Linked DNA regions of Homo sapiens: region 2 is linked to region 1. A link is an interaction called in ENCODE POLR2A ChIA-PET data of the cell type or tissue named here. Cell type or tissue: IMR-90. All regions are shown on one strand. Links, peaks and the distances in the headings refer to the core of each region. The heading gives the core; the rest is flanking DNA.

What was found. Peaks named below come from ENCODE experiments on the same cell type or tissue, not always from the same donor. Only the 100,000 strongest peaks of a DNase experiment are listed, where the experiment ranks them.
Region 2: POLR2A ChIA-PET joins it to region 1 with 5 read pairs; 3 of 35 experiments call an interaction of 5 or more read pairs at or near these places.

Annotation. Positions count from the first base shown.
Region 1 is chr6:56,987,666-56,993,050 of GRCh38, forward strand. It overlaps BEND6 (BEN domain containing 6), which reads left to right. Exons shown (of 7, transcript NM_152731.3): 3 at 4,713-4,890. Among named protein-coding and RNA genes, the nearest start is that of BEND6, 35 kb to the left of the region's middle. In IMR-90, for the core only: no CTCF peak of the experiment used is centred there; no DNase peak of the experiment used is centred there.
Region 2 is chr6:57,095,570-57,100,954 of GRCh38, forward strand. ZNF451 (zinc finger protein 451) reads left to right here. Exons shown (of 15, transcript NM_001031623.3): 3 at 3,492-3,572. Among named protein-coding and RNA genes, the nearest start is that of ZNF451, 8.1 kb to the left of the region's middle. In IMR-90, for the core only: no CTCF peak of the experiment used is centred there; a DNase peak (open chromatin) is centred at 2,242.

The sequences.
Region 1 (5,385 bases), core at 304-5,303:
AGGCTCCTCCTCCATGCACCAGAATGTCTTTTCTTTTACTGGGCAGTAGAGGCTTTCTTTATGTTATACCTTTGCTTCTTCTACTCTCAGGTTAATTCTTTAAAATTTTAAACAACAAACTTCTAGGTTTGTATCCTTATAAATTCCACTCTGTACTCCAATTTTCCAGATTTGGATATATATATACATATATATATGCCAGTTTGGTAGTTTCAGAAAATCCTTTTGTCTCAACACAGCTTGAATGTTACAACTTATAAGCATATGTTTTCAAATAATTGTCTTGCTATTGCCCTTTAAAACTATTTTTTAAACTAAAAGGTAAATGTGAATGCTTTTTTCCTTTTTTCTTTCTTTTTTTTTTTTTTTGAGACAGAGTCTTGCTCTGTTGCCCAGACTGGAGTGCAGTGGCATGATCTCGGCTCATTACAACCTCCGCCTCCTGGGTTCAACGGATTCTTCTGCCTCAGCCTCCCAGGTAGCTGGGACTACAGGTGCATGCCATCAGGCCCGGCTAATTTTTTGTATTTTTAGTTGAGACGGGGTTTCACCATGTTGGCCAGGATGGTCTCGATTTCCTGACCTCGTGATCCGCCAGCCACGGCCTCCCAAAGTGCTGAGATTACAGGCGTGAGCCACCACGCCCAGCCGTGAGTGCTTTTTTTCAACTGAATCTGCTCTCTACCTTCTCTGATGCAATAAGCCCCAAAATTGACCTAATAGCATAGTCTCAGTCAGAAGGTTGTGAATAGGAAATACGAAGAGAAATGAAGAAAGGAGAAGAATTACAAAGAAGGAAACCATGATGTATACTAACATGATAAAAATGATTATTGAATGTTTACTATGTGCAATGCAATATGAAAGATATTCTCTATATATTGCCTCATGTCAACTTTTATTTTTTACTTAAAAAATACAATGATCTCCAATAAAGCTGCTGCCCATCCCAAGACCTAAAACATTACTAAAACTCATAACTTCCTATAGACTCCTCACCTACCCCATTCCCTGCCTGCCTCATTCTAGAGGTAATCGTATTCAATTTTGTTTAATTTACTTGTGTTTTAATAGTTTTATAGGCTGGGCGTGGTGGCTCATGCCTGTAATCCCAGCACTTTGGGAGTCCGAGGTGGGCAGATGACTTGAGGTCAGGAGTTTGAAACCAGCCTGGGCAATATGGCAGAACCTTTTCTCTACTAAATGTACAAAAAAATTAGCTGGGCATGCTGGCGCGTGCCTGAAATCCCAGCTACTCAAGAGGCTGAGGCAGGAGGATCACTTGAACCAGGGAGGTGGAGGTTGCAGTGAGCCGAGATCGTGCCACTGCACTCCATCCTGGGAGACAGAGTGAGATTCCATCTCAAAAAGTAAATAAATAAATAAATAATAACAATAATAGTTTTATAAAAATATATACACAACTATAATGTAGTCTCATTATACATTTCTATATAAATATATTATATATTATGGATTATATATCATATGTGATATATAATCTATATTTATCTAGATAATGTATCATTAGTTTTATCTGTTCTTAAACTTTACATAAAGTATACCATATTGTTTACTTCTGGAACTTGCATTTCTTACTCAACATTTTACTGAAATTAATTCATTTTGGCTATAATTTATTCACTATCAATGCTGTATAATATCCCAACTTGTAACTAACACAACTCATTTACCCATTGTCCTATCAATGGGAATTTGGGCTGTTTTCAGGTTTTCACCATTATGAACAACAGTGTTATGGAAAGTCTTAGACTACAAATACTGAAAGTTTCTCTTATGTATAGACCTAGAAATCAATTGCAAGATCAGAGGGTAGGTAAATGGTAAACTTTACAAGATAATGTCAAATGCTTTCCAGAGTAGTTCTGCCAATTTACATTCCCACCAGAAATATGAGGAAATTCCATTGATCTACATCTACTCTATGCTTTTGTCAAGCCCATTCATATTTTTGCCCCAAATGATGTCTTTTTATCATGTTGATCTTCTTTTCCCTAGTTGTTAATGAGGTTGAGCATCCTTTCATATATTTATAAGCCCTATGGGTTTTCTGTTCTGTAAAATGTTTGTTCATGTCTTCTGCCTATTTTCTATTGAATTGCTGGCTTCTTTTTCCTTACTGATTTGTCACTTAACAGTATTGCAAATATCCACCAGTTGTGATGTGTTTTTTCACTTTCTTTAATGTGCCTTAATGAAGAAAATTTCTTAATTTTAATTTAGCTGAATTTGTTAGTCTTTCCTATTATGATCAATGATTTTATGCCTAAGAAATTCTTTCCTGCCCCAAGTTCAAAATACCTGCACTTACATTTTCTTGCAAAACTTAAACTTTTGTTTTTGATGTTTAAATTCTTAATCCATCTGAAGTTGTGTATGTGCATGTGTGTATGTGTGTATGTAATAAGAGATCCATTTCCTTTCATTTTTTTTTCCAAATGGTTAACCAGTTTTTTCAAGCTTTATTTGTTGAACAGATCCCATTTCTGCAGTAAGCTGCCATGCCTTCTCTACCATGTCAAAGTTCTTCATCTGCATGCATCTATTTTGGGCCACTCGCTTCTTTTTTTTTTTTTTTTTTTTGGACAGGGTCTCGCTCTGTCTTCCAGGCTGTGTGTGATGTGATCATGGCTCACCACAGCCTCAACCTACCAAGCTCAAGCAATCCTCCCATCTCAGCCCCCCGAGTAACCAGGACTACAGGTGTGCACCACCACGACTGGATAATTTTTGTATTTTTTGTAGAAACAAGGTTTTGCCACATTCCCCAGGCTGGTCTTGAACTTCTGCGCTGAAGAGATCTGCCTGCCTCAGCCTCCCAAAGTGCTGGGATTACAGGCATGAGCCACCATACCCGACCTCAGGCCACTCTCTTCTATTTCTTGGTCATATTGTCTAACCCTGAACCAGCACCCTACGGTTTTCTAGATTTTTAATAAGCCTTTGTATTTGTGAGGAAACACCCTGCTGCTTATACTTCTTTAGCATTGCTTTGGATATTCTTGGCCTTCTGTTCTTCCATATAAATTTTAAAACCAATTTATTAGGTTACCAAAATGTCTTCTGAGATTTTTATTGAATTTATATTAATTCCATGGCTCAATTTTGGCATAATCAATTTTTTAAAAAAATTAAGGATCCTACAGGAGTCAGACAATCTTGAGATCTCTTCCAAGCTCCAGCGTTTACTGGATGCATGACCTTTAACAAATGACAGTATCTCTGAATCTATTCTCTTCATTTATAAAGTGGGCATTTCATATGAACGTACAGGTAAAGTACCTACAACACCACTAAATACCTGGTGGACACTCAACAAATAATTTTTATCATTTTCACCAATAATATTGCAATCTAATGAAAACAATATTACTTGTAAATAATGAACCATGATTATGGTTACACAATAAATTGATAATTGAAAAAATTGCAAACATTTAAAAATAAATTAATTAAGCCTTCTTATCTCTGAACATGATGTCTCTCTACATTAATTTAGATTATCTTTGGTAGCTTTCAGTCAAGTTTGTTTTTTACTTCTTTCATAAAGCTCTTGCAAATCTTTTGTTGTGTGTCAATGACATCTGTTCTCAGGATTTAAACATAAATACAGAATATTTAGGCTCTAGGGATTGAAAACTGTCAAGAGAATCTATACAAATTTACTTTCTGGAGGTTTTTTTTTTTTAATTTTTACGTTGTTTTTGAGACAGGGTATCCCTCTGTCACCCAGGGTGGAGCGCAGTGGTACCATCTCGGCTTACTGCAGCCTCTACCTCCCTTTAATCAGGTGATCATCCAGAATAGCTGGACAACAGGCATGTGCCACCACGCCTGGCTAATTTTTATATTTTTTGTAGAGACAGGGTTTCACCACATTGCCCAGGCTGTCTTGACCCCCTGGGCTCAGGTGATCCACCCTCCTTGGTCTCCCAAAGTGCTGGGATTACAGGTGTGAGCCACCGCAGCCAGCCACTTTCTGGAGATTTTTAAGAAACATTTTAGGGAAGTGTAATATATATACAGAAGAATACACATATAAAAAATGTATAGCTTGATTATCACACAATGAACACACCCATATAAAAAATAAAACCTCACCAGCACCCCAAAGATTCCCTCACGTCCCCTGTCAGCTACTACCCCACACTCCCCTCCACAGGTACTTCTTGTCCTTCTAATAAATAGTAACCTTTTGAACACTATGTTATGAATTGTTTGTAGCTGGCACATAGAAGCACTAACTCTGGTATACCCTGCCATCTTGTTAAGCTTTTCTATTTATTAAATCATTTGTCTGTGTGTATTCACAGGCGAAAGAAATAAGGTTCATATGGTGAGGCATTCTGCTCAAATCCGGGCTGTATATCAGAGAAGACCAGATTTGAATGGTGGTCTTGTTGATTTTATTCTGTTTTGCTAATTTTCTACTTTGTATTTTTCACTGAAGTTAGGCAGAAATTCAGAATCCTGGTTTCTGTTTCTCAAGAGGCATATGTGCATGAAACTTTGTCCTGCCCTTATTTTGAGTTCCTCTGCCTGCTGGAGGACAAAGCTGGGGCTAGATCAGCAGCAGGAAGTGCCTGTGAGAACAAGAAATTTGTAGTCCCAACAACATGCAATGGTTAACCAGAGATAAACCATTAAAGATGCTATGAGGCTTCTTTTATTGTGCCTGCCTTCTATTTTAGAGAGACCCATATTCGGGAAATGCCTTTCTGCCTGGTGAAAGCTCCAGTGAGGATGAAGAGCCTTTAGCAGAATTGTCAAAGGAAGAATTGTGCGCCAAAATAAAAAGCCTGAAAGAAAAACTAACAAACACCCGGAAAGAAAACAGCCGACTTCGACAGTCTTTGGTCATGCTTCAAGGTAAACTTTGAGAAAATTGACATTTTAGATAAAAGGGAAAGTATATGATCAGTGGAAAGTATTGCAAATTAGCTGTCAAGAATGAAGAAGAAAATCCACACCTCTGGGAGCTCAAAAAATCACAGTTTTAGAAAAAATCACTGATTATATAATTTAAATACAAAAGCACTCTATTGAAGGATCTAGCTTATGGCTTGAAAATTTTTAGATTCTCCTACAAAATACTAAATATTATATTCATTTAATAGTTTTTAAGAGATTATTTATTGAGCATTTAATATACACGACTCACAGTGCTAAGCCCTAGAGACAAAAGATTATTAAGACAGAGCAAATATGATAAGTTACTCATGATGTACTTAGGTCACCCCTGTCTGCTAGGGAAATCTCTAGAAAATGGAGCTTATTGTGATTCTTCATGAAATCACTGGAATTAGAGTCCATATAGTACATTTTCATTTTTTTCTGTTGGGAAGAGTGTCTTGGGAAAATAAT
Region 2 (5,385 bases), core at 284-5,283, 110 kb after region 1:
TGATCCTCCGTCATCGGCCTCCCAAAGTGCTGGGATTATAGGCGTGATCTACCACGCTCGTCTGGATTTTCTATCCATATTTTCCTTTTTTTCTTTTCTCTTAGTGTGAATCATATAAAATTATTGTTCTTCAGTAGTTGAAAAATGTTTGCATATTGGTTTAATGGTTCACTGCAAGAATAAATTTCTGATAACCTTATTTGTCCTTACTCCTTCCCTTTAAATATTACTGCAGCTTTTTTTTTTTGTTGTTGTTGTTGTTGTTGTTGTTGAGACAAGAGTCCCTCTCTGTTGCCCAGGCTGGAGTGCACTGGCGTGATCTCAGCTCTCTGCAACTTCTGCCTCCTGGGCTAAAGCGATTCTTGTTCTTCGGCCTCCTGAGTAGCTGGGATTACAGATGTACACCACCACGCCCAGCTAATTTTTGTATTTTTAATAGAGACAGAGTTTTGCCATGTTGGCCCAGATGGTCTCGAACTCATGGCCTCATGTGGTCCACCTGCCTTGGCCTCCCAAAGTGCTGAGATTACAGGCATGAGCCATCCTGCCTGCAGCTATTTTTAAATTATGTTTTTGATCATTTTCTTTCTTCCTTTCTTTCTTTCTGTTTTTTTTTTTTTTTTTTTTTTTTTGAGATGGAGTTTCGCTCTTGTCACCCAGGCTGGAGTGCAGTGGGACAGTCTTGGCTCACTGCAACCTCTGCCTCCCGGGTTCAAGCAATTCTCCTGCCTCAGTCTCCTGAGTAGCTGGAATTAGAGGCGCCCACCACCATGCCTGGCTAATTTTTTGTATTTTTAGTGGAGACAGGGTTTTACCATGTTGGCCAGGCTGGTCTCAAATTCCTGACCTCAGGCAATTCGCCCACCTTGGTCTCCCAAAGTGCTGGGATTACAGGCATGAGCCACCGTGCCCAGCCTGTTTATCTTATTTTTTTCCAGCCCATTTTACTTTTTACCTTGCATCCTGTCATCTTTCATCTTCTTCTTTACTTTCTGTGCATGGGAACTCTGCCTCTGTGTATTTCTGGTTACCGGGGCGGGGGGGTAGGGGGGCGCTTTTGTGTTCTGCTATTTCTGTGGACCTATAATGAAGGTTCCTAATGCATATTTCTTGTAGAGAGCAAAGTAAGATGATTATATCAATGGGAAAAGCTATCATTTTAATTTTTCTTCTTGGATCGAACATACAATTTTCAGTCTTTTTTTTTTTTTTTTTTTTTTTTTTGTGACAGAGTCTTGCTCTGTTGCCCAGGCTGGAGTGCAGTGGCACCATCTCAGCTCACTGCAGCCTCTGCCTCCTGGGTTCAAGCAATTCATCTGCCTCAGCCTCCTGGGTAGCTGGGACTACAGGTGCCCGCCACTACACCCTATTCCTATTTTTAGTGGAGACAGGGTTTCACCATGTTGGCCAGGCTGGTCTTGAACTCCTGACCTCAAGTCATCTACCCACCTCTGCCTCCCAAGGTGCTGGAATTACAGGTGTGAGCCACCGTGCATGGCCTACATTCTTCATACCAGATGTAGATTTTAAAGTAGGTGATTCAGCTCTGTTTACCATATATTGGAGAGTATTGCTTCCTCTGTTTCTTTAATTTTTACTTCCGTGTTTATAGTTTGAGCAAAAATCTCAATTCCTTTGCTACAGATCCCTGCCCAGTTTTGCCCTCTTGTTTTATCTTGGTATCTGAATTAGTACCCAAAAGATGGCAGTTTCTTGGTTGAGCAGAAGTCATAGCCTAGGGGAGAAAGAAGCTATCTTTGAGACTGGATGCCTATTCTAGGGAAGATCATTACCTAGATCTCAGCTTCTGTCTCCAGCAGTCAACTTTCTACATCCTACAAAATCCTTTCCTCAGCTATTATTTCTTCTGTGTTCCTTTCTTTTGTTTCCAACATACTGGATTTCTCAAAAGAATATGGCCTTTTCTACTGCATTCTCTAGTGTTTTAGAGCCTGGCTTCTGTGCTCACTACTTTCTTGAAAGTTGCTCTCTCAAAGACATTTAAAAATGTCTGGTTGCCACATTCAGTGGCATTTTATTGTTGCCGTGTTTCTGGCCACATTTAACACTGACAGCTTTTTATTGAGGCAATATGATAGTTCAGTTTAGTTCTAGAGTTTAATAGTCTTCTAGGGGAGCAACTCTCAAGTCTTTATTTCCAGGTATGTTCATACTTCCCAGATTACAGGCCTGCATTTCCAGCTGTCTGCTAGATACACCCTGTGTACCACTGTTACTTCAGCCCATAGGAATGTCAGCTTTCTGTTTCTGCTTTCCAAAGTTATACTATTGGCATTACTATTCTTATAGTCACCTGAGGTTAAAAACTTAGAGATCACTGACTCCTTGTTTTGTTTTTTAAATAATCTTTTAAATTTATTTTTATTTATATATTTATTATTATTATTATTATTATTATTGGGATAGTCTTGCTCTGTTGCCCGGGCTGGAGTGCAGTGGCGTGATCTTGGCTCACTGCAACTGCTGCCTCCCAGGTTCAAGCAATTCTCCAGCCTCAGCCTCCTGAGTAGCTGGGACTACAGGCACGCACCACCATGCCTGGCTAATTTGTACATTTTTAGTAGAGATGGAGTTTTACCATGTTGGTCAGGCTGGTCTCGAACTCCAGCCTGGCCAACATGGTAAAACCCCATCTGTACTAAAAGTACACAAATTAGCCAGGCATGGTTCTAACCTCAGGTGATCCCCCACCTTGGCCTCCCAAAGTGGTGGGATTACAGACATGAGCCACCACACCTGGCCTAATAATCAATCTCTTTTAGTTTTCCATTTTACTTGTATTCTCTTGTATATCCACTACCATACTCTTCTTGCCATCACCACCATTAGTTCTGCATTGTCATGTGCCTATACTGATTATCTTGCTTTCCCTGCTCTCCATACTCCTCTATGTGATTGATCTTGAAGCACAGTTCTCATGTTATTGTCTTATTATTATTTTTTATTTTCTTTTGCCTATTGAATAAAATCTAGGCTTTTAAGCCTGACATTCAAGGCCTGGTTGATGAAGAAATTGGCATGGATGGAAAGAAAGAATGGAAAAGAATTCAGGTTTGATGCTTGACTCTGCAGTGGTGGATGATGAAGCTGAGCTATAAGTCAATTCATTTTTGAACTTGGATATATTAACAGACTTTTGATACCAATTCTAGGTGTAAAGCACTGGATTATAATATTTGTGTCTTTGTAGCACTGTTCTTATATTAATTTTCCTTTCCCAAGTAATTGACATGGCCCTAATATTCTACAGGGGTGTAGGTGCTTCCTTTTAGGTCTTGTCATCATTTTACATTTATATATTTTGAATATTTTCCTCTGCTGCTTTTGTTCTGGTTATTTTCTGCTACCCACAAAGCTCCCTCTTCAGAGTAATTCTTGCCAGTCCCAACCAAAAAAAACACTGTAGGTTTAAATGCTAATTTGGTTTGAATAACTGTTAATGACTTCTAAATTTGCTTGATTGTTTATAGGAAGGACCATTACGACCTGTTCTTGAATACATTGATCTGGTCAGCAGTGATGATGAAGAGCCTAGCACCTCTTATACTGATGTAAGTACATTATATTTGATTTGTGTTTCTTCACTTGTGTCTTTTAAGAGGTATTCTCTAAAGAGAGTTACCAAATCAGGGAAGGCTGTGTTTAGAAATAGCCAGTTCTATTAGAATGGGCTAAAATAGGTAGTCCAAGGAGTCCTTTGCCCAGATCTCCTACTTCCAGTTTTTTTCCTCTACTTTGAATGAGATTATGAAAAAAATGATAATATGACTCTGGGAAATTCAGAGCCTTAGAGGTGATATCTGATAAAATGGAAATGGAATAAAAACTGCAAGCTTATTGATTCCTCTTTCCCTTCTCTTTTCCTTTACTCTCCTCAGGTGCCCTATACAACAGGATTCTTTTGTTCCAGAACCACATGACCACAGAAAATTTGTTTTCTCTTAGAAAAAAGGATATGTAGAGATCCTTTTAGGAATGGAAAGTGGGGGAAGGGTTTATAGGGGATATATTACTTCAGTCATCATCCCTTTAACCTTGTCTGTGCCCCACATATTTGGAGTTATTTATCTTACCTGTGATGTACTGGTTGTAGGTTTGACCCTTGGACCAATACTTCCCTTGCTCTGAGAATTGAACTAGTTGAGCCCTTTGTAACAGTCTTGCCTTTCATTTGTCCTTGCTTTAGCCCAAACTTCTGTTAATGAGCTGTTTTCATCTTGGATTAGAAAACTCTTAGTTATTGTTCAGAGTGGCCACAAACTTCTTGCTCTGTGATATAGGGGATTGAGACTTGGACTTGGAATCAGAATACCTGGGTTTGAGTCCCAGCTTTACTCTTTACAAATTCTGTGACTTTGGATAAATTAAGTAACCTTTTAGCCTCCGTTTTTTAATCAAATAATACCTACCTCACAGGGTTGTTGTGAGGATGAAATGAGGTAACAAATTATAACTTCTTATAACTACAAACCATAAAGTAGGACTATACAACTGGGAAGTTTTGTTATTCGTGGACAGTGAATGACAGAATTTTCAGAGGTGCCTAAAATGACTCTAATGGGGGAGTTTTAGATTTTTTTTCTTCTCAGTGGAACTTTCCTTAAGTTCTCTTTGCCATCATTAGCTTCTTGCATATCTTGAGTAGAACTTAACATATCTTGAATGGGATATTTTTTTCTTTTATTCTTATGAGTGGTCTCACACAGGACCAAACAGCAGGCCAGCATAGCACCACGTGATCTGAGCTTGTTTTTACTCTCTCCTTTTTCATAAACAGAGTCCCAGATTAATGCCAGTAGTTGATTTTGGGTCTTTGGGGTAGTGAAGCTTGTGGATTTGACTTCTCTGATTCCTTTTGCTGACCTTGAGTGGATTGTATCTTTCACTGTTAATTATAATAATTTAAAAATTGAGTTCTACTTACTGGACATGAATCTCTGCACTTGAAAGTTAACATATTAAAAGCATATTTTTTTTCTTCCTTGGTTTTCTTGTTCATGTGGATAACCCAGAGAATGCCTGAATCTAAGGTGCCATCCTCTGAGAATCATCGCCCAGAAATGTGCTCTAGCTGCAATGTTCCTCTTCCCATTGGAGATAGCAGCTCCTTCTCTGGGAGTTGTTCCAGCAGTCCAGAAAGGATAGTTTCTCAAACTTCCTCTGTTGAGAACCCATTGGAGAACCAGAAAAATGATCAAAATAATTCAGATACTAAGATCTCTGAGACAGAGACCCTTAAATCATCACAGAATTTTCAGACTCTGCCTTCATCTCCACTTCTGGTCCCCCAAGAATCTTTGGCCTCTTCTGAGGTCAAAGAGAATTTACGTATAGATTCTTCTTCAGCTTCACAGCATGGACGGG